3 separate regions of the Homo sapiens genome follow, and regions 2 and 3 are each linked to region 1. Evidence: read pairs that join two places in POLR2A ChIA-PET (ENCODE). Cell type or tissue: CD4-positive, alpha-beta T cell. All regions are shown on one strand. Each heading gives the region's core, and the rest is flanking DNA. Links, peaks and the distances in the headings are about the cores only.

The links. ChIA-PET counts read pairs that join two places held together with the same protein. Peaks named below come from ENCODE experiments on the same cell type or tissue, not always from the same donor. Only the 100,000 strongest peaks of a DNase experiment are listed, where the experiment ranks them.
Region 2: POLR2A ChIA-PET joins it to region 1 with 13 read pairs; 19 of 35 experiments call an interaction of 5 or more read pairs at or near these places.
Region 3: POLR2A ChIA-PET joins it to region 1 with 34 read pairs; 12 of 35 experiments call an interaction of 5 or more read pairs at or near these places.

What each region holds. Positions count from the first base shown.
Region 1 is chr19:1,190,651-1,198,300 of GRCh38, forward strand. No RefSeq gene overlaps it. Among named protein-coding and RNA genes, the nearest start is that of STK11, 11 kb to the right of the region's middle. RefSeq lists a silencer at 3,883-4,112. In CD4-positive, alpha-beta T cell, for the core only: CTCF peaks have their summits at 4,040 (motif pointing left) and 4,240; DNase peaks (open chromatin) are centred at 1,801 and 3,981; H3K4me3 peaks cover 687 bases; H3K27ac peaks cover 1,139 bases.
Region 2 is chr19:1,084,414-1,092,063 of GRCh38, forward strand. It overlaps ARHGAP45 (Rho GTPase activating protein 45), which reads left to right. Exons shown (of 23, transcript NM_012292.5): 23 at 1,247-2,215. The coding sequence ends at 1,593. It overlaps POLR2E (RNA polymerase II, I and III subunit E), which reads right to left. Exons shown (of 8, transcript NM_002695.5): 3 at 7,379-7,494; 4 at 6,495-6,575; 5 at 5,674-5,732; 6 at 5,471-5,549; 7 at 5,059-5,138; 8 at 2,161-4,307. The coding sequence ends at 5,073. Among named protein-coding and RNA genes, the nearest start is that of POLR2E, 7.1 kb to the right of the region's middle. RefSeq lists enhancers at 1,477-1,976, 4,543-4,642. In CD4-positive, alpha-beta T cell, for the core only: a CTCF peak has its summit at 3,932; DNase peaks (open chromatin) are centred at 3,158, 3,548 and 5,748; H3K27ac peaks cover 1,177 bases.
Region 3 is chr19:1,129,178-1,136,827 of GRCh38, forward strand. The region is part of intron 4 of SBNO2 (strawberry notch homolog 2); the gene reads right to left. Among named protein-coding and RNA genes, the nearest start is that of GPX4, 29 kb to the left of the region's middle. RefSeq lists enhancers at 1,854-2,518, 3,847-4,510, 4,529-5,030, 5,031-5,530. In CD4-positive, alpha-beta T cell, for the core only: no CTCF peak of the experiment used is centred there; DNase peaks (open chromatin) are centred at 2,684, 3,144, 3,854, 4,554 and 3 weaker places; H3K4me3 peaks cover 3,242 bases; H3K27ac peaks cover 3,145 bases.

The sequences.
Region 1 (7,650 bases), core at 1,636-6,635:
AACCCAGGAGGCGGAGCTTGCAGTAAGCTGAGATTGTGCCACTGCACTCCAGCTTGGGCGACAGAGCGAGACTCTGTCTCAAAAAAAAAAAAAAAAATTAGCCGGGCATGGGGGCACATGCCTGTAATCCCAGCTATTGAGGAGGCTGAGGCAGGAGAATTGCTTGAACCCGGGAGGTGGAGGTTGCAGTGAGCCGAGGTCGCACCATTGCACTCCAGCCTGGGCAACAAGAGCAAAACTCCATCTCAAATAAATAAATAAATAATAAAAAAATAAAAAATAAAGAGGGTGGGCATGATGGCTCAAGCCTGTAATCCCAGCATTTTGGGAGGCTGAAGCAGGTGGATCACTTGAGGTCAGGAGTTCGAGACCAGCCTGGCCAACATGGAGAAACCCTGTCTCTACTAAAAATACAAAAAATAAAATAAAATAAAATAAAATAAGCCAGGTGTGGTGGCGGGTGCCTGTCATCCCAGCTAACTGGGAGGCTGAGGCAGGAGAATCACTTGAACTGGGGAGAAGGAGGTTGCAGTGAGCCAAGACAGCTGCACTGCCCTTTAACCCAGGCAATAGAGTGAGACTATGTGTCAAAAAAAAAAAAAAAAAAGGACATTATTAGAGTTGGAAGGAAATGACCATAGGCCCAGGGTTCCACGGTCCAGACCACCACACACAACTGATGCAGGATATAACCGAGTCATTCCATCCCAGGTAATACCCAAGTACCCACGGGAGGATCAACATCCACGGAAAAGCCTGTGTACAAATTTCATAGTAGCAAATGCTTCTCCTATGCGTCTTTTTTTTTTCTTTTTTCTTTTTTTTTTTTTTGAGACAGAGTCTTGCTCTGTCACCCAGGCTGGAGTGCAGTGGCACGATCTCGGCTCACTGCAAGCTCTGCCTCCTGGGTTCAAGCAATTCTCCTGCCTCAGCCTCCTGAGTAGCCGGGACTACAGGCGCGCGCCACTGCGAGGCTAATTTTTTGTACTTTTAGTAGAGACGGGGTTTCACCGTGTTAGCCAGGATGGTCTCGATCTCCTGACCTCATGATCCGCCCGCCTTGGCCTCCCAAAGTTGTGGGACTACAGGCGTGAGCCACCGCTCCCGGACACGTCTGGCTAATTTTTTTGTATTTTTACTAGAGACGAGGTTTTGCCGTGTTCCCCATGCTGGTCTCAAACTCCTGGGATCCAGTGATCCACCCACCTTAGCCTCCCAACATGCTGGGATTACAGGTGTGAGCTACTGTGTCCGGCCCAAATTGTCTAATTTTTAAAAATAGTTTCTGGGTTATGGATCTGAATAAAGCGTGCAATTAGTGAACAGTTTATAAACCTCTTGTGTGCTTTTAATTTATTTTATTTTATTTATTTATATATATTTTTTGAGACAGAGTCTCGCTCTGTCACCCAGGCTGGAGTGCAGTGGTGCGATCTCAGCTCACTGCAACCTCTGCCTCCAGGGTTCAAGCGATTCTCCTGCCTCAGCCTCACGAGTAGCTGGGATTACAGGTACCTGCCAGTATGCCCGGCTAATTTTTGTATTTTTAGTAGAGATGGGGTTTTGCCATGTTGGCCAGGCTGGTCTCGAACTGCTGGCCTCAAGTGATCCTCCCTCCTGGCCCTGCACAGTGCTGGGATGACAGGCTGAGCCACCTCACCGGCCTCTTATGTGCCTTTTAATCTGCAGGTTCGCCCTCCCTCTCTCTTTCTGTGGTTTGTTTTTGTTTTTTTTTTTCTTTTTTTCTTTTGTATGAAACCCAGTTGTTTTTCCTGTTAAGTTTCCCACAGTCTAGAATTTGCTGATTTTTTTCTGTGATAATTTAAGTTTTTGAATAGTGATGCATTCCCGTGTCGTAAAACTGAAGAGTCAAAAGCATACCCAGACTGCAGCCGCTGGGGAAGAGTGTGGTAGCTCCACAAGAAGTTAAACGGAGGCGGGGTACGGGGGCTGGGCGTGGAGGCCGGGCGCAGGGGCGGATGCCTGCAACCCCAGCACGCTGGGAGGCCAAGGCGGGCGGATCACTTGAGGTCAGGAGTTTGAGACCAGCCTGACTAACATAGCAAGACCCCATCTCTACAAAAAATACAAAAAAATTAGCTAGGCATGGTTAACTGCTGTTTTTGTCAAGATGGGTTATTACTATGTTGCCCAGGCTGGTTTCAAACTCCTGTCCTCAACTGACTCAGAAGGATCAACTTAGCCCAGGAGTTCAACATAGCGAGACCCTGTCTCTACAAAAGAAATGTTAAAAAAATTAACCAGGCCTGGTGGCATGCACCTGTACTCCCAGCTACTTGTGAGGCTGAGGTGGGAGGACTGTTTGAGCCATGGAGTCTGAGGCTGCAGTGAGCTACGATTGCACCTGGAACCCAGGCCTCTCCCGTCTGGAACCCAGGCCCTCACCTACACTGTCAGCCCCTCCACCTGGAACTTGTAGAACTTACCTGTAAGCCCAGGCTTCACCTGAAACCCCAGTCCCCCACCTGGAACCCAGGCCCTCACCTACACTGTCAGCCCCTCCACCTGGAACTTTAGAACTTACCTGTAGCCCCAGCCTTCACCTGAAACCCCAGTCCCCCACCTGGAACCCAGTCCCCCACCTGGAACCTGGGCCTCCCCAACCTGTAACCCAGGCCCCCACCTAGAACCTGGGCCTCTGTGATCTGTAACCCAGGCCCTCATCTGGAACCTAGGGCTCTGTGGAAACTGTGGCACTCACATGTAAACCTGGCTTCCACCTGAAACCCCAGTCCCCCACCTGTAATCCAGCTTGGGTGAGACAGCAAGACCCTGTCTCAAAAAAAAAAAAAAAAAAAAGGCCGAGCACGGTGGCTCACGCCTGTAATCCCAGCACTTTGGGAGGCCGAGGCAGGTGGATCACAAGGTCAGGAGTTCAAGACTAGCCTGGCCAATACGGTGAAAACACGTCTCTAATAAAAATATAAAAATTAGCTGGGCATGGTGATGGGCGCCTGTAGTCCCAGCTACTCGGGAGGCTGAGGCAGGAGAATCCCTTGAACCGGGAGACAGAGGTTGCAGTGAGCCGAGATCGTGCCACTGCTCTCTAGCCTGGGCAACAGAGCAAGACTCCGTTTCAAAAAAAAAAAAGGGAATAAATGTCATGTTACATATATTTTATGAGAATTCTAAAATATATTTTATGGCAGGGCACAGTGGCTCACGCCTGTATTCCCAGCACTTTGGGAGTCTCGCTCTGTCCCCAGGCTGGAGAGCAGTGGTGCGATCTCGGCTCACTGCAACCTCTACCTCCCGGGTTCAAGCGATTCTCCTGCCTCAGCCTCCCGAGTAGCTTGGACTACAGGCGCCCGCCACCACGCCCGGCTAATTTTTTGTATTTTTAATAGAGACAGGGTTTCACCGTGTTAGCCAGGATGGTCTCGATCTCCTGACCCCGTGATCTGCCCCCCTCCCAAAGTGCTGTGATTACAGACGTGAGCCACCGCGCCCGGCCTATTATTTTTTACTTTTTTTTTTTTTTTTTGAGGCGGAGTCTTGCTCTGTTGCCCAGGCTGGAGTGCAGTAGCATGATCTCGGCTCACTGCAACCACCGCCTTCCAGGTTCAAGCGATTCTCCCGCCTCAGCCTCCCAACTAGCTGGGATTACAGGTGCCCGCCACCACGCCCGGCTAATTTTTGTATTTTTAGTAGAGATGGGGTTTCACCATGTTGGCCAGGCCGGTCCCGAACTCCTGACCTCAGGTGATCCACCCGCCTCAGCTTCCCAAAGTTCTGGGATTACATGCGTGAGCCACCGCGCCCGGCCTATTTTTCACTTTTTTTTTTTTAGCCGAATGTGGCGAGGACAGTTATCGGATTATTTGCAGCGGATCCTACACGTCCCCTCCTCCTGCCTCTTGCCCTGCGCTCCCGAAGGGGCCTCCGGACCCGGAGGATCTCACCGCGGGGCGGGGTCCACGGCGAGGGGGCTCGGCCAAGCGGGCAGCCTCGCGCACGCGCACTCAACCCGGACGCGGGCCTCTCCGCCGCAGCCCGCGCCCGCCACCTGGCGGCCACAGCGGTCCGCGCAGACCGCCGGCCCCTTTTCTATCCGCGACCGGATACCTGGCAGGGGTCTAGGAAAGACCCCTCTGGCTGCTGCGGGGCCAGTGCGTGCGAGGCTCGACCCCACTCCATTGCGTGGGGGGGCTGAGCTAGGTCCGTGAAGCGGGGCGGTTGCGATCAAGGCCCCGACTTTTTTTTTTTTTTTTTTTTTTTTTTTTTTTTTTTGAGACGGAGTCTCGCTCTGTCGCCCAGGCCGGACTGCGGACTGCAGTGGCGCCATCTCGGCGCACTGCAACCTCTACCTCCCGGGTTCAAGCGATTCTCCTGCCTCAGCCTCCCGAGTAGCTGGGACTACAGGCGCCCGCCACCGCGCCCGGCTAATTTTTTGTATTTTTAGTAGAGACGGGGTTTCACCTTGTTAGCCAGGATGGTCTCGATCTCCTGACCTCATGATCCACCCGCCTCGGCCTCCCAAAGTGCTGGGATTACAGGCGTGAGCCACCGCGCCCGGCCAAGGCCCCGACTTTTAGACCACTAGTGGAGGAGGTCTGGGACACGGGTCTGCGGCCAGAGAGAGGCCAGGAGGGAGGACTGGCGGGCATTTCTCCGCAGGGTGGGGGTGAACGGGGGCCTGGGCATCGGAGCCGGGGGGAACGTGGGGTCAGCGAGGGGTTCTAGGGGAGGAAATGGTAGGAGAGCTCCTGCCCTGCAGGCTGGAGGGCAGGATCTGTGTGTTTGGGGGGAGTCATGGGTGGGTAGGAGAGATGACAGGTGACAGCCTGGAGGAAGAGATGGAGGGAGGCTTGAGCCCTGGGCGGGGCTGGCAGAAGCCCCCACCTATAACTTGGGACCTCTGAACCTGGAACCCAGCCCCCACCTGGGACCTGGGCCTCTCCCATCTGTAACCCAGGCCCTCACCTAGAACCTCTGAACCTGGAACCCAGCCCCCACCTGGGACCTGGGCCTCTCCCATCTGTAACCCAGGCCCTCACCTAGAACCTGGGACCTCTGAACCTGGAACCCAGCCCCCACCTGGGGCCTGGAACCTCCACCAGGAACTTGTGCCCCCCTCTTTGGAACCCTTGCCTTCACCTGAAAACCCAGTTACCGGCTGGGCGCGGTGGCTCACGCCTGTAATCCCAGCACTTTGGGAGGCCAAGGCGGGCAGATCACGAGGTCAGGAGATCGAGACCATCCTGGCTAACACGGTGAAACCCCGTCTCTACTAAAAATACAAAAAATTAGCCAGGCGTTGTGGCGGGCGCCTGTAGTCCCAGCTACTCGGGAGGCTGAGGCAGGAGAATGGCGTGAACCCGGGAGGTGGAGCTTGCAGTGAGCCGAGATTGCGCCACTGCACTCCAGCCTGGGCAACAAAGCAAGATACCGTCTCAAAGAAAAAAAAAAGGAAAACCCAGTTCCCCACCTAGAACCCAGGCCCCGACCTGAAACCTGGGCCCCTCCACTTGTAACCAGGGACCCCCACCTAGTATCTGAGCCTCTCCCATCTGTAACCCAGGCCTTCACCTAGAACCTGGGCCTCTGCAAGTGTAACCTGGGGTTCCTACCAGGAACCTGAGGCCCTCATGTGTAACCTGCGGCCCCCGACCTGGAGCCTGGGCCTCTCTCATCTATAACCCAGACCCTCACCTAGAACCTGGGCCCCTGCAACTGTAACCTGTGGCACTCACTGTAAGCCCGGACTTCACCTGAAACCCCAGTCCCGCACCTGTAAACCTACACCCCGCCAGGAACCTGGGCCTCTCCAACCTATAATTGAGGCCCTCACCTGTAACTTAAGCCCACACTTGTAACCTGGGGCTCTCTGCTATAACTTGGGGCCCCCACCCATAAGCCAGTTCCCTTAACAGAACCTGCAGTTTGGTGAGGATGAGAGAATGCAAAGAAAGCATTTTCCCCAGGACTACCATAAATAGTCATAAGCATCACTTTTTCCTATTACCATAGCATTACCATTTGTCACGGTTTACCCACCCGAGGTCACTCTGCCTCTTTTTCACTTTATTTTTTTTTTATTTTTATTTTTTTGAGATGGAGTCTCTCTCTGTCGCCCAGGCTGGAGTGCGGTGGCGCGATCTCGGCTCACTGCAAGCTCCGCCTCCCAGGTTCACGCCATTCTCCTGCCTCAGCATCCCGAGTAGCTGGGACTACAGGCGCCCGCCACCGCGCCCGGCTAATTTTTTGTATTTTTAGTAGAGACGGGGTTTCACCTTGTTAGCCAGGATGGTCTCGATCTCCTGACCTCATGATCCACCCGCCTCGGCCTCCCAAAGTGCTGGGATTACAGGCGTGAGCCACCGCGCCCGGCCAAGGCCCCGACTTTTAGACCACTAGTGGAGGAGGTCTGGGACACGGGTCTGCGGCCAGAGAGAGGCCAGGAGGGAGGACTGGCGGGCATTTCTCCGCAGGGTGGGGGTGAACGGGGGCCTGGGCATCGGAGCCGGGGGGAACGTGGGGTCAGCGAGGGGTTCTAGGGGAGGAAATGGTAGGAGAGCTCCTGCCCTGCAGGCTGGAGGGCAGGATCTGTGTGTTTGGGGGGAGTCATGGGTGGGTAGGAGAGATGACAGGTGACAGCCTGGAGGAAGAGATGGAGGGAGGCTTGAGCCCTGGGCGGGGCTGGCAGAAGCCCCCACCTATAACTTGGGACCTCTGAACCTGGAACCCAGCCCCCACCTGGGACCTGGGCCTCTCCCATCTGTAACCCAGGCCCTCACCTAGAACCTCTGAACCTGGAACCCAGCCCCCACCTGGGACCTGGGCCTCTCCCATCTGTAACCCAGGCCCTCACCTAGAACCTGGGACCTCTGAACCTGGAACCCAGCCCCCACCTGGGGCCTGGAACCTCCACCAGGAACTTGTGCCCCCCTCTTTGGAACCCTTGCCTTCACCTGAAAACCCAGTTACCGGCTGGGCGCGGTGGCTCACGCCTGTAATCCCAGCACTTTGGGAGGCCAAGGCGGGCAGATCACGAGGTCAGGAGATCGAGACCATCCTGGCTAACACGGTGAAACCCCGTCTCTACTAAAAATACAAAAAATTAGCCAGGCGTTGTGGCGGGCGCCTGTAGTCCCAGCTACTCGGGAGGCTGAGGCAGGAGAATGGCGTGAACCCGGGAGGTGGAGCTTGCAGTGAGCCGAGATTGCGCCACTGCACTCCAGCCTGGGCAACAAAGCAAGATACCGTCTCAAAGAAAAAAAAAAGGAAAACCCAGTTCCCCACCTAGAACCCAGGCCCCGACCTGAAACCTGGGCCCCTCCACTTGTAACCAGGGACCCCCACCTAGTATCTGAGCCTCTCCCATCTGTAACCCAGGCCTTCACCTAGAACCTGGGCCTCTGCAAGTGTAACCTGGGGTTCCTACCAGGAACCTGAGGCCCTCATGTGTAACCTGCGGCCCCCGACCTGGAGCCTGGGCCTCTCTCATCTATAACCCAGACCCTCACCTAGAACCTGGGCCCCTGCAACTGTAACCTGTGGCACTCACTGTAAGCCCGGACTTCACCTGAAACCCCAGTCCCGCACCTGTAAACCTACACCCCGCCAGGAACCTGGGCCTCTCCAACCTATAATTGAGGCCCTCACCTGTAACTTAAGCCCACACTTGTA
Region 2 (7,650 bases), core at 1,199-6,198, 110 kb before region 1:
ATGACCTAGTTGTACACACGTGGCAGGGTCCACGGTGCTGCACATTCTGTGGATTTCGTCTGCCACGGAGACCACACCTATGAGCTACTCATTCAGTGTCCTTTAACCGGCTGCAAAAACAGGCAAGGCAGTGCCTTTTGAGGTGCCTACCCCGCACTCAGAAACCAGTAACGTGAACGTGGGGCTGATGCCTTGTGAGGCTCCAGGTGCACCAGGTCAGGCTAAGTGCCTTTCCTGCAGGAGCCCGTTTTTCTAGAGAAGGGCGTGGGGCTGGGAGTTTGACCCACGTGGGGCCAGCACCACCTGTCAGAGGCAGCTGGCCGAGTGCCGCATCTAGTTATGGGACACCTGTGTTGTCTGTCTTCACACTGCTGATAAATAAATACCTGAGGCTGGGCACGGTGGCTCACGCCTGTAATCCTCGCACTTTGGGAGGACAAGGCAGATCACTTGAGGTTAGGAGTTCAAGACCAGCCTGACCAACATGGTGAAATCCCATCTCTACTAAAAATACAAAAATTAGACAGGTGTGGTGGAGGGCACCTGTAATCCCAGCTACTCAGGAGGCTGAAGCAGGAGAATCACTTGAACCGGGGAGGCAGAGGTTGCACTGAGCCAAGATCATGGCACTGCACTCCAGCCCGGGCAAGAGAGAGAGACTCTGTCTCAAAAAGAAATACCTGAGACTGGGCAATTTACAAAAGAAAGAGGTTTAATGGAGTTACAGTTCCATGTAGCTGGGGAGGCCTCACAATCATGGCAGAAAGCAAAGAGGAGCAAGTCACATCTTGCATGGATGGTGGCAGGCAAAGGGAGAGCTTGTGTCCGGAAACTCCAGTTTTTAGACCATCAGATCTTGTGAAACCCACGTACTATCATGAGAACAGCCCAGGAAAGACGCACCTCCAGGATTCAACCATCCTCCACCAGCTCCCTCCCACAACACGTGGGAATTATGGGAGCTACAAGATGAGGTTTGGGTGGGGACACAGAGCCAGACCCTATCAACACCTCTCTCCTTCCGTTTCTCCCCTTGTCTCTCTCTCCTCCTCCCCGCCATGTCTCTCCATCTGTCTGTCCCTCCCCTTGTCTCTCCTCCATCTCTCCTGTCTCTCCCCATCTCTCCTGTCTCTCCATCTCTCTCCCCCCTCTCCTGTCTCTCCCCATCTCTCCTGTCTGTCCCTCCCCTTGTCTCTCCTCCATCTCTCCTGTCTGTCTCCCCCCGCCATCTGTCTCCCTTTCTTAGAATCCCGAGTTGTGTCCAACGATTCGGACTCGGACCTAGAGGAGGCCTCCGAGCTGCTGTCCTCATCGGAGGCCAGTGCCCTGGGCCACCTCAGCTTCCTGGAGCAGCAGCAGAGCGAGGCCAGCCTAGAGGTGGCTTCTGGCAGCCACAGCGGCAGTGAGGAGCAGCTGGAGGCCACAGCCCGGGAGGACGGGGACGGGGACGAGGACGGCCCGGCCCAGCAGCTCTCAGGATTCAACACCAACCAGTCCAACAACGTGCTGCAGGCCCCACTGCCCCCCATGAGGCTCCGTGGCGGGCGGATGACACTGGGCTCCTGCAGGGAAAGGCAGCCGGAATTCGTGTGAGCTGGGGTGGGGCTGGGACCACAGGTGGCTTCTCTCTTGCCTGCTCCTGTCCCTCCAGCACGTCCCCTGCACCACGGCATAGCTTAGGTGCGCCGTCCTGGGGTCGCTGCCGAGAGCGCCTGGACTTCGACGTCCCACCAGCGGGCGCCTCCTCCCAGAGGCTTCCAGGAGCACGAGGGCCTTGCGGCACAGGACTGTGCCCTGTGCTGTCCCCTGCACCCCGGCTCAGCTGAGCTGGGGAACACTGCTGTCGTGTGAAGTCACAGTGGCCTTGTTGGTGCCCACAGGGCTGTGTGGATGGAGGAAGCTGTCCCTGCCCAGTGCATCCCCCAGGTCATCACGGGGACGCAGGAGGCAGGCCCTGCCCTGCCCTCTCCTCACAGGTCTGTTGCAGGGACTCCAGAAACCATTCTGGGAGCCGTGGATGGGGGCGGAGCTGGGGTTTGGTGCAGTTTCCAGGGTGCAGTACAGCAGGGCCTGAATACTGGCCCTGGACTCCCTTTTCCAGAACACCAGGTGTGGCCACCTGGGGCTCAGGTACACAGTGGGGTCTCTCGGAAGCCACCGTGTGGTTCTTTCACAGGCACGTTTATTTTGCTGAAATAAAAAGTTTTTAATCGGGTGTTTTCTGTGGCAGCTGCAAGCTTAGAAGATTTTCTGTGGCAGCTGCAAGCTTAGAAGAAGGGGCCAGGGAGGGGACAGAGAGAGCCCCGTGGCGTGGCCCTGGGCCTCCCCCTAGGGGAGGGATGTGTGAGGAAGGGAACCCCCCGCCACGGGGCCCCGCGAGGTGGGAGCCCGGGTGGTCTTCACCACAGGCTGTGCAGACGGTCAGGCATCGAATGACCTCGTCACGTCCACCTGCAGCCCAGGGCAGTCCAGGAAAACGTTCTCGATGACGGACGTATCCCCCGGCTCTAAGGTTTCGCACGTCAGCCCCACATGGCCACCAAGCACTGGAAACGTGGCCCATGCGCCTGTGGAACTGCATTTTTTTTTTTTTTTGAGACAGGGTGTGACCCTGTGGCCCAGGCTGGAGTACAGGAGCACAATCGTAGCTCACTGCAGCCTCGGCCTCCTGGGCTCAAATGATCCTCCCGCCTCAGCCTCCCAAAGTGTTGGGATTACAGGTGTGAGCCACTGTGCCCAGGTAATCTTAAAGTTTTTTGTAGAGGTGGGGGGTTTCTCTGTGTTGCCCGGGCTGGTCTTTTAACTCCTGAGCTCAAGCGATCCTCCACTTCCTGGGTTCAAGTGATTCTCCTGCCTTAGCTCCCAAGTAGCTGGGATTACAGGCATGCACCACCACGCCCAGGTAATTTTTGTATTTTTTGCAGTGATGGGATTTTGCCATGTTGGTCAGGCTGGTCTCGAACTCCCGACCTCAGGTGATCCGCCCACCTCGGCCTCCCAAAGTGCTGGGATTACAGGCGTGAGCCACCGCGCCCGGCCACCTCCAGAATTTTCTCATCTTCCCAAACTAAAACTGTGCACATGACACACTCTGTCCCCTCCCTCCTCCCCAGCCCTGGGAACCCCCATCCCCACCCAACTCCCCAGTCCCGGGAACCCCCATCCTACTTCCAGTCTCTGACGACTCTAGTGACCTCCTAGGAGTGACATCAGTGTTTGTCCCTTTGGGTCTGGCTTGCTTTGGCCAAGACAATTTTGAAAAAAGTACATTTGGAGAGAAGGGGAAGCACTGTCCCCATCACACACACAGTCCGCGGCCTGGGGATCTGGGGACCCTGCTGCACAGAACAGTGGGCGCGTTACAGACCACCGACCGCCCGAGGGTGAATTACATCTTAATAAAGCTACTGTGAGAGAACCACGTGGCTAGGTTAAACTTGGGCAGGCGAGGCCTTCTGAAATCAGACAGTAAGCAAACGGGGAAGTAGAGCCAGATCCCAAACGTCTGTAAGAGGAACTGGCCGCAAACCACAGCTGCACAAGCCAGAGAACAACTCCACACCCTCACGGGAAGGGAAGAGACAGACACGCTCACGCCTTACCCAGGAGCACGAAGTGGGAGGGCAGGGCGAGGGCCTGGGGAGACACTGACCCCTGAAGCCAGCGCGAGGAGGGCACACCTGCCAGGCTGACCTCGTGTGCTTGGGGTGAGGCAAGGCCACCTGCTGGAAACCTTGTTAGTCGGCCTGGTTTCTGTATCAAGCAAATTTATTTGCTCAAAACATCTTTACCATTTGAAAACACCCAACCTCCTACAACAACCGAGAACTCCAGAGCTGGCATCTCGCACCCTGGTGGCTTGAGCGCGTGCATGGCTGTGAATGGAGTAAAGAGCCGAGGCCGGGCGGGGGCCGCCACGCATCAGGGCCCCCGAGGGAGGGAAGACGAGGGGTGGAAGGCCGAGGGCCCAGGAGGAAGCAGTGGCTGGTGGGAGACCCGGACCCCAAACCCCCAACAGAGGGGACCCAGCGTGGTCTGGGTGAAGACCCGGCACCAGCTGCCCCCAGGTGACCTCCCTCTGGGGGCCTTGTTCCTTCTGAGGCTGCATCTCGCACAAATCCACAGGTGAATGGGGCGGGCTGGGCCACAGGAAGCCTCACCCCAGGACGGGAGAACGTGGGTGGAGGCCACCTGCCTTGGGGAGTCCAGAGGAGCAGCAGCCGTGAGAGCTGTGGGGGCCGGATTCTGGCAGGGCAGGGGCGTTTGTCCTGCAGGGATGGGGGTCGCTGTGTGTCCGCCTCTAGGGGCTAGGAAAGGGGGAGAGTGGTCACACGACAGGGGCAGATCCAGTATGCCCAGGACAGCACAACGCCCACCGAACGTGACGGGGTGCGGGAGGCCTGGCAGGAGGCGGCCCAGGCCGCAGTGCAGAGGCCGGACGGCTCCCTTGTGCCCAGCGGTCACACAGGCGTGGGCAGTAGCTCTGACCTCAAAGGAACCGTGCCAGCGTCAGACCAGGCCAAGCCCCACCCCTGGGCTGAGTGTGAAGTGGGGCGGCCTGCAGGACAGCAGCTCGCCATGACCAGAGTCCAGGGGAAGCTGGGAGGCTCTCGCCATGGGCAGAGGCTGTCCCGCTCCTGAGACTCCGGCCAGTCCCTCCCAAGGTGCCCACTCAGGGAAGGGTTGGCCTGAAGCTGTGCCTCCTCTCTCAGCTCTGGGGTCTCTGGGCAGGTTTCTAAACCCTCTTCTGGAAAGTCCCGCCGCACAACTGCCCTGCAGGTGAACGTCTCCTGCTTCTAAGGTGGGTCAGCGGCGGAGAGACGCACGCCCCGCGTACCAGGACTCTCCCGTCCAGGCGCACAGCCCCAAGAGCTGCAGCCTACGGTCGGGTGGGGTCTGGGGGTCTGGGGGTGTCCTGGGAGCGCCTGGTGGCCCAGCTGGGCTGGTGCTAGGAGGGTCTTGCTGCCGGACAAAGCAAGAACAGCCCTGCACACCGACGGAGGGGACGACACCCCTGCCTCTGACCCCACCTCAGTGCCTGTCCCTCGGCCGTCTCACCTGTCAGGCGGTAGCTACTGCACCAGCCGGTAGGTGATGTACCTGCCAGCCGTCTCACTGGGCCGGATGATCTTCACCACCTGCAGAGACAGAGAGCAGGGGCTGCGAATGCTTGAGGGGTCTCACTGCAGTCACCAGACAGCAGGCGGGCAGCACACGGGCTGGGGATGGCCGGCAGGGGTCCGAGATGGCTGACCCTGGGCTGTGGGACCCGCTCCCTGGGAACCTGGGTCACGCTCTTCTCTGGGCCCAGTGGCCCTGGCTTTAAGAGGGGGATATTGGGGGTGTGGTCTCGAGGTCCCCTCCAGGCCCTGGATCAAGGGGGAGGGGCTGTCGGGGAGGGACAGAAGCCCCCTTCTCCGAGTGGTCAGCTCAGAGCAGCCCCAGGGCCCCTTCTCCCCACAGGGCTCACCTGCCCACGCTTTATCCCAAAGTAGCGCGCCACAGGGTCCCCCGCCTGGATCCTGGGCAGCTGGTTCTCTCGGAGCTTACTGCGAAGCACCGTCAGGAAAATGCCAGACAGGGCCGTTGGGGGGGCAGGGGTGTGTGTGGGGGGGGAACGCGGAAGTCTCGAGGGACAGGGAGGGGCGGGGCCGGTGGGGCTGGAAAGGATACTATCGGGCCAGCAGCTCTGTCACCTCCTCCTTGGTCATGACGACGTGCTCAGGGACTAGCTGCCGAGAGAGGAAGCCACCAGGCATCACCAAGGGCTGGTGAGACCCCACGTGGCTCCCAGGTGCCACCACAGCCCCTGCGCCTTCAGACGGACAAGAGCCCTGAACCCCACCCCGATCCCCGGCACTCAGGGAGCCCACCCACCCCACCCTGGCTCCACAGGCGGGGGACGGAGTCACAGCTCCTGGGGCTTCTGAGGCAGACGGGCTGGGCACAGCCACCTCCTGCTGGGACTCCTCCTGTCCCAGCACTAGGGTCCCTCCACACTCCCAGCAGTCCCGATTCTACAGGCTGGGGTGGGCCCGGGATCTGCATTTTTTTTTTTTTTTTTTTTTTTGAGATGGAGTCTTGCTCTGTCTCCCAGGCTGGAGTGCAGTGGCACAATCTCGGCTCCCCGAGTAGCTGGGACTACAGGCGCTCGCCACCACGCCTGGCTAATTTTTTTGTATTTTTAGTAGAGACGGGGTTTCACCGTGTTAGCCAGGATGGTCTGGAACTCCTGACCTCGTGATCCGCCCGCCTCGGCCTCCCAAAGTGCTGGGATTACATGTGTGAGCCACCGCGCCCGGCCGGGATCTGCATTTCTAGGAAGCTCCCGGGTTCGGCTGCTGCAGGCCCAGGGCCACCCTTTGAGAACCCTGTCCTCCATGCACTAATAGGAACACCTGCCCTGGGCCCCAGATCCCACATCTTCCTGGCCACCCACAAACGCTGCATCTCTGCCGGCCCCACGCAGGCGGGATTCCGCGGCGCGCGCCCACCTCGTGCTCCGTGATGTTGATGAGCAGCTCCTGCTGCAGAAACTGCTCCAGGATGTACTTGGGGGCCATGTCGACCAGGGACTGGAAGAGAGCGGCTCTAAGGCACGGCCCGGAGGGGCCCAGACAACCCCAACCCCATTTCCTGCCTCAAGCTACCTGGGGCTTACTCGTGTGCCCCAACAACACACCCACGTCGTGAATCAGAAAACCCCACCGCCAGCCCAGGAGCCTTCAACAGCCCGCCCCTCCCCAGCCTCTCTGCTCATCGAGAGCCTCATCCAGCAGTGAAGTGGCCGTGGAAACTCGGATGTGTTTCCATCCATCACACGCTTCCAGGGGCGGCCCTCAGAGCTGGCAGGGCGACCTCTTCCCCATACAGGGGTGCTGCTCTGTGTGGCTGCGTGAACCCCACAGCTGGTGGGCCAGGGACTAAACTGCTCTGCTGACTGCCCGTCACAGCACAGCAGCCTGGCTCCAGAGTGTCCGACAGACAGACGGGGAACACGGATAGGCCCCTGGAGGACCCCGTGCCGGGCCTCCTCTGCAAGTCCCCCTGGACATCAGCTCAGGATAAAGAACCTCCGGCTCCTGGAATCTGCACCAGGCCGAGGGCTGGAGCCCACAGGAGCTGGCGAGAGGCACAGTGCCCTCCGCCCTGACGCCCCTCCTGAGAGCTGGGGGAGGACGGCGGCTGCCTGGGGTGGGGCCCATGGACGCGGTGGGAGGGAGGCGGTCGGGGCTTGCCGGACATCCCGGCCACATCCTCCAGGGCACCCTGGCTGGCCTGGCCCAAAGCCCAAGGCACGTGGGCCGCCTGTGGGTACTGCTTGCGGGAGGAGGCTGGGGAGGGGGAGAGGCTGGCGGGGTGGGGCAGGGGTGCCCACCTGCTTGGCGGAGGGTGTCATGCCCTGCTGCACCACGATGAGAGCCCGTGTGATGTTCTCCTCCTGCATGCGCTGGCAGTACACCTTGATGGTCTTGATGCCCACCTTGGGCTCCTCTGCAGACAGAGAGTGTGCTGGCCTGCACGAGCCTGGGCCCTCGTGGCCCTCGCCCACCCAGAGCCCAGAGCACCCAGGTTCCAGCCCCATTCCACACAGGTGTCTCTCCTGCTCGGGCCTCGGCTTCCGCGTTTGCAAAACGAGGCCTGAGTTGC
Region 3 (7,650 bases), core at 1,199-6,198, 62 kb before region 1:
AACTGCTTGAACTCAGGAGGCAGAGGCTGCAGTGGGCTGAGATCGTGCCATTGCACTCCAGTCTGGGTGACACAGGGAGACTCCATCTCAAGAAAAACAAACAAAGAAAAAAACCAGGCATGTCAAGGGGGCGCTGTCTCTCCCTGGAAGCTGTGGGTTCCGTCCCCCTCACCTTGCTCAGCTTTGCCCACTGCCCACCCTGTCAGACCCAAGCACCTGGGCACTGATCACTAGGGACCTTCAGGAACCTGCCCCCAAACAGAGACCCCCGGGACAGAGGTGTCCATGCTGCCCGCCTGAGGCCCAGAGCCAGGTAGGGTGCAGCACCCCCCACCCCAGGAGGGTAGGAGCAGTCCACCTCCCAGAGCCTCTGGAGGCCCCGATCGGCAGGGTTGGGGAGCATTCATCCCACTGAGGCCCACGAGGGCCCTCCGGACACTGCCCACCCAGGCTGCAGAGGGCCTGGTCACGCTGACCTGTGGCCCGGACCCTCCGTGGAAGCATTTCCCGGGCAAGGTCAGGGGCTCCTGAGTTGGTCAAGGCCCCAGCCAGGAGCGGGGGTGAGTTGCTATCGGGCCCAGAACCGCCCAGGCCTTGGTGGTGCAGGGAGCGCAGGCAGAGCGGAGGAGAGCTCCCCAAACCCAAATGCGTGGGTCACACGGCCAGTCCTTCCCCGGAGCTCAGCGTGGACAGAGGGAAGGGACCTCAGGCAGAGACACCTGCCCCACGCCCTCACCAGGTGCCCTTGGCCCAAGAAGACAGGACAACAGGGTCCTCCCGCCCAGGGTCCTCCACCCAAAACTCCTGCCCCAGTCTGAGGAAACACCAGCCCGACTACTCCAGGGCATCCACACCACCCGACCAGCCCCAGGACCGCCCAACGCATCTGAAACACGGGCCTCTGAGAAACCATCACAGCCCAGAGGGGCCTGAGGAGACGCCTAAACACCACGTGGGGTCCTGGGCAGGAAAGGACATGGGGGAAACTGAGGCAATCCAAGCAAAGCGTGGGCCTCAGGAGTTAACGGTGGCGTACGGATGTTGGTTCATCAGCCGTGACAGCCACAGACGGGAGATAGAACAGCAGGGAGCCCGGGAGTGGGTGCACGGGGACTCTCTGCACTGTCCCTGCAGCTTTTCTGTCATTCTAAAACAGTTTGAAAAGTTAAAGTCAAGTCGGGCAGGGGGGAGCTCACGTCTGCTACTCAGGAGGCTGAGGCAGGAGGATCCGTTGAGCCCAGGTGGTCGAGGCTGCAGTGAGCTATAATTGCGCCACTGCACGCCAGCCTGGGAGACAGAGCGAGACCCTATCTCAAAAAAAAAGTTAAAAGTCAAGCAGGGCGTAGTGGCTCATGCCTGTAATCCTACTGTTTTAGAGCCAAGGTGAAAGAATCACTTGAGCCCAGGAGTTCAAGACCAGCCTGGGCAACACAGCAAGACTCCATGTCTACAGAACGTTTAAAAATTAGCTGGGCATGGCAGCATGTGCCTGCAGTCCCAGCTACTCAGGAGGCTGAGGTGGGAGGATTGCTTCAACCCAGTTGGTGGAGGTTGCAGGGAGCCGAGATCGTGCCACTGCACACCAGCCTGGGTGACAGAGCAAGTCCCTGTCACAAAAACAAATAAATAAAAGTGAAAGTCTAATAATGAGGGAGTGCTTGCAGCTTTCAGGCTTCAAGAACGCAGCCTCGAGGCCCCGCCCTGCTCCCCGTCCGGTCCTTCCCAGCACAGGACACCCCACCAGGTGCATGAGCCCTCGAAGCCTTCACTTCTAGCAGGTGCCCTCAGCGATTAGGGACAGAGGGAGACGGGGTTCCCAGGGCTGGCCCTGTTCACATGTGGGAAGCTGAACAGAGCCAGGCCAGCTCCCCCCACAGTGGCTCCGTCCTCTGCCCACATCTGGATTTGACTCCTAGCAGCCACCAGCTCACCTCAGAGACAGCCTAAGTCCCACCCGCGCCTGTGTGTCCCTCCACAGCCCCTCCAGGCCGGCCCAGGCTCCTGCATCCTTCACCACATGACCCACCCACCCTCCAGCCTCAGCTCAGCGGACCCAGTGCCTCCCCAGGGAACCGGGCCCCTCTGCAGTCTGTAGTGAGGGCAAGCACCAAGGCCCCTCAAGGGTGACACTTGCATCCCTCCCCGCCAGCCCCCAGTTCTGGGGCCCCAGGGAGGGCCGGGGCTGCCCGCTGTGGTTCTTGTCTCTGTAGCATTTCAGGAGCCCTGGGCTGAGGTGGGGAGCTGGGAGGACCTGGCTGGGAGGACCTGGCTCTGCCCGCTTCAAAAGCAGCAGACACAGCTCCTCCTGCCCTGGGCAGCCAACTCCAGACCTGACTCCAGAACTGACTCCAGACCTGATGTGCTGCCGCTGCCCTGTGCTCCAGGACCCATGGGGAGCCACAGAGCCACAGGGATTTGCCGGCCTGCGCCACCAGAGCCAGCCCTGACCAGGCCCACCCAGCCTCCGCTCCCTACAAGAGCCCCATAAGACACCCAGAGCCCCTCCACCTGAGGCTTCTCCAGAGGAAAGCCACAGCTCTGGGTCCTACCCCAGGGGCAGAAGGAGGGGGACGCAGCCCTCCCGACAGCCACTGCCACTGTCACTGAGGGCCCCCGTCCGGGCAGGGCTGAGCCCGACCCCCCCACTCCGCTCGGGTCCCCCAGCCTACGCACAGGGCGCCGCTCCCAGCCCGAAGTCTTAAATCTCTGCCTCGGAACCTTCCGGCAGATTCCCTCTCACTGCCAGAAGAGACGGACGGGGCGGGGTGGGGATTTTTTTAGATCCTGGCGGCCTCGGACTCTAGGATGAGATGCCGGCTGCTCCGGCAGGGGGCCCGGCCGTCCTGAATGGGGTCCCACCTCCCAGACCCCTGCCCCCGAGGGCCTCGCCCGCCCCGGGAAGGGAGTGTTACCTTGTTCAGAGCCTCAAACTGCAGCCACAGCTGCAGCTGGGACATGGTCCCGGCGCTCGGGGGGCCAGGGGTCCCCCAGGAAGCGCTGCCCGGGAGCGGCTCCCTCATGACCGCGGCAGCAGCCCCAGCATTGGGTCGGCCGGGGCGGACGGGGGCGGCTCTCCGCCCGGCTGCATTTGCATGTCGGTTTAGTCACCGCCGCCGGCGCCTACTTCCTCTAAGGCCGGGGCTGACTTTCAGGAAATGATGCCGGCCCCGTAAGTCAGGGCAATTACCGGCAGTGCGAGGAGAATTACTGTACGGGGCGGATCTCCCACAGGCGCTGTCAACACGCAACCCCACCCGTGCCCCGCCGCAGGACCAGCCCCCTTTGGGGCACCCGGCGGACGTGCAGAATGCCCAGGTGGGCATGGGCCTCGGTCTCCCCAGACTGCAGGGAGCTGGGTTCCGTTCCACGGGGACCAGCTGCTGTTCCTGGTGCCCCCAAACCACAGGCAGGGAAACTGCGGCCAAGACCGCCTCCCTTCACCCAGCACCCCACGCATGCCAAGCGCACCTCAGGCCCTGCTGCGCCCCCCTGGGGCTCTCCCCACCCCACCCCTGCAGGCTGAGGTCCCCGAGAAGCCCCTGCCGCCGAAGCAAAGTCCCCTCCCTGCTCTTTCCCTGCTGTCCGTGCCCAGGGGGTTCAGCGGGCCCCGTGGCCTCCCTTGATCTGGGGCTGGCGGAGGGAGAGCTGAGCCTGGGCCCCTCCTCTCCAGGCTCTGGCCAGACCCGGCCTCGGCCCCCTGGGCAGGAACAAGTGGTAGCGTCCTGGGAAAAGAACGTTCTCGCTTTGGTAGAAAACCAAGTGTCAATGATGCACTTGCTGGGGCAACCCCGGGCCGCGAGCCCGCCCGCGGCCACACTCTTGCCCGCACTGTGAGGACCCTGGCGCATCACAGGGGCCTAGACACCGCGGGGCAGACACCTGATGGGACCTCACATTGGGCCACAGGCGGTCATTCTCGGTGTCCTTGGAGGAGCTGGGGAGGCCCCAGGGCCAGAGGGGGTGGGAGGACGGCCGGGCTGTGGAGAGGACGGGCCCCATCTGCCTGTACTCAGCGACTGACGGGGCAGAGGCCGCATTGCCCACGAGACCGCGGCCGAGACCGCGCAGGTGGCCACGGCTCCTCCTCTGTGAGGGGAGGAAGGGCCCGGCCCTGTGGCCAGGGGCCCTGGGAAAGAAGGAAACCGCCCCGAGAGGCCAGGGGAGCCCGTGGCTGGGCCGGAGGGCTCGGGACAGTTCTGGGCTTGTAAGACTCCCGCCAGGGCTCTGAGGGGAGAGTGGGACCAGGGGGCCCTCAAACCCTGTGCACTCCGCCCCCTCGGGCTCACCCTGTTCTAGACCCTGAGGCCCTGTGCCAGCCCCACTGGGGCCCCGCGACCAGGCACCGCAGCAGCGGAGGCTGGTGCAGACTGTCGCCCACACCCCTTGCCACGACCCATCACCTCCTGGAGGCTGGGCGACAACACGGGTCCGTGCCGCTGGGGCGAGGGGCCCGCCTGCCAGGCACCCCGCCCGCCAATGGAAAACAACCAATGGGGAAGAAACCCACGGAGCCGCTCAATCCGGCAGCCAATCACAGCCACCGCTCAACCTAGCAGCCAATCACAGCCACCGCTCAACCCAGTAGCCAATCACAGCCACCGCTCAACCCAGCAGCCAATCACAGCCACTCCCAGAGACAGCTCCACACCAGCTCCACGCAAAAAACCCACAACCACAAGCGCTGCTGAGGACGCGGGGCAGTGGCCTGGGAACCATCCTGCAGCTCCTCAAAAGAGGCGAATGGGGAGTAACAACCCAGCAGCTGCACTCCCACGTGCCATCAGGAGGACCCACAGCTCACAAAAGCCTGAACCTACAGCTCAGGAGTGGACCCACAGCCCACAGGACCCACAGCTCAAGGGTGGACTCACAGCTCACAGGACCCATAGCTCATGGGTGGACCCACAGCTCATAGGCGCCTGGACCCACAGCTCATGGGTGGACCCACAGCCCATAGGACCCACAGCTCACGGGTGGACTCACAGCTCACGGGTGGACTCACAGCTCACGGGTGGACTCACAGCTCACAGGTGGACCCACAGCTCACAGGACCTACAGCTCACGGGTGGACTCACAGCTCATAGGCACCTGGACCCACAGCTCACGGGTGGACTCACAGCTCACAGGACCTACAGCTCACGGGTGGACCCACAGCTCCCGGGTGGACCCTCAGCTCCCAGGTGGACCCACAGCTCATGACAGCCTGGCTCCTGCAGCGCAGTCACCACGGAGGAACAGGGCCAGCACAGTGAGGCCGTCCACACACTGGAACACGACCCAGCCATGAAAAGGAGCAAGGCTCTGACCCAAGCCACAGCACGGATGCACCTTGAGGACCTCACACTCAGTGAAAGACGCCAAACACAGAAGGCCACGCAGTGTGTGAGGCCATTTCTATGAAATGTCCTGTCCTGAACAGGAATCCACACAGACAGGAAAAGCATTCAGGTTATCAGGGGGTGGGGATGGGCTGGGGAGTGACAGCTGATGGGAACGGGGCTTCCTGTGGGATGATGGAATGTTCTGGAACTAGACAGAGGTGGTGGTTGCACAACTCTGTGAATATACTTTTTTAAAGTGTGGATTTGGGCCCGGCACGGTGGCTTACGCCTGTAATCCCAGCACTTTGGGAGGCCGAGGTGGGTGGATCACGAGGTCAGGAGTTCAAGACCAGCCTGGCCAGCATGGTGAAACCCCGTCTCTACTAAAAATACAAAAATTAGCCAGGTGTGGTGGTGGGTACCTGCAATCCCAGCTACTCGGGAGGCTGAGGCAGGAGAATTGCTTGAACCCGGGAGGCAGAGGTTACAGTGAGCTGAAATCGTGCCACTGCACTCTAGCCTGGGCAACAGAGCAAGACTCTGTCTCAAAAAAAAAAAAAAAAAAAAAAAAGGTGGATTTGGCCGAGCGTAGTGGCTCACACCTGCCATCCCGGCACTTTGGGAAGCTGAGGTGGGCAAACAGCTTGAGCCCAGGAAGTTCAAGACCAGCCTGGGCAACATAGTGAGATCCCATCTCCACAAAAAATACAAAAACCAGCTGCGCATGGTGGCGGGCACCTGTGGTCCCAGCTGCTCAGGAGGCCATGGCAGGAGAATCACTTGAGCTAGAGAGGTGGAAGCTGCAGTAAGTTATGATCACACCACTGCACTCCAGCCTGGGCAACAGAGCAAAATACTGTCTCAAATAAATAAAGTGGATTTTGTGGTATGTGAATTTTGTCTCAGTTTTTAAAAGACCTGGAAAGCAACGAAACAGAAAGAACAAGCACAGACTCCGACTTGCTCCCCAGGCCCCAATGTGACAGCACAGCCCAGGGTCCCTGGAGCAGGTCAGACTGAGGATAGGGGTGCGCCGCCTAGGGACCTGCTGGGCACTACCCCACCCACCTCCGGCGCCCCGCGCCCAGTCCTGGGCTCCCGTGGCCCGGTCTCTCCCTCCGCCTCTGTCCAGGGTGCACCCCTCACTGACCAGTCCCGCAGCAACGCTGACCGAGGGCTCCGTGTAAGCCTGGCTGAATGCCCGCTGCCTCAGCCCTCACAGGAACCCTGCCCTGCATTACAGGGAGGGAAACAGGCTACGGGGATGGGAGGGGCTCCTCCTGGAGGGGGCTGGGGGGCAGACAGAAGAGGCTTCCAGGTGGTCGTGGGGCACAGGTGGCACTTCCTAGACACTGCCAGTCTTTGGTGGCTGGGAGAAGGGCCCCTCAGCAGGCCTGGTCACTAGAGTGCCCCGTGCAGAGCTGAACTGTGTCCCCAAAATGGTGTGATCATGTCCTGGCACCTGGAAGCTGTGTGTGTGGCCTTATTTGGGAATCCGGTCCTTGCAGATGTGAGTGGTTAAAAAAAAAAAGGCCGCACTGGCCGAGCGGGTGTTCTGTGCCTGGTGTCCTCATTCGAAGGAGACACAGTCCCGGGGAGGAGGCCACGGGACACAGAAGCAGAGATCCCAGCCCTGCGGCCACAGCCAGGGGATGCCCGGATCCCCCAGATGCTGGAGGGGCCGGAAGGAGCGCGGCCCTGTCCGCACCTTGACTTTGGACTTCCAGGCTCCAGGGCTGGGAGGGGACAGAGTCCTGGCCTTTGAAGCTGTGTGTGCTGCTTCCTCACAGCAGCCCTGGGAGGCTGGCACGGCTCCCCAGGAAACTGGGCTCCCTTCTGTCAGGGTTCCGGCCAGGTGCCTGGTATGGGCCCTGGGGCCGCCGCCTCAGTGTCTTCTGGTGCTGCAGCCGGGCAGGGCCGAACCCTGGCGCACAGCTTCCTGCTGAGTCTCCCTCTCTAAGGCTGTCTGTGGGCGGCTCTGCCGGCCCCTCCTGCACCTGCCCAGGCCCTGGGCGGAGGCTCCTCCTCCCGGGGGGGCTGTGGCCTCAGCACAGACCAGGGGACAGAAGGTGGCTCTTCTTGGCCTTGGCTGGGTGTGAACCAAAGACTTCCTGTAAGAAATCCCCCTCTCCCTCTCCCTCCTTCGCTCCCTCATCTCTCTCCCTCTTTTTTGCCCAATGCCAGTAACTGTGGGGGCTCCGTGGTGCCGGATGGGCCGAGGCATCTGACCCCTGCTGAAACGCATCTGCAGAACAGTCAATGCTGCCTGCCTCCCTGCCTGAAAGCAGCCAGAGTTTGCAAAGCGCTTTTCTGAGCCGTGAGCTCATCC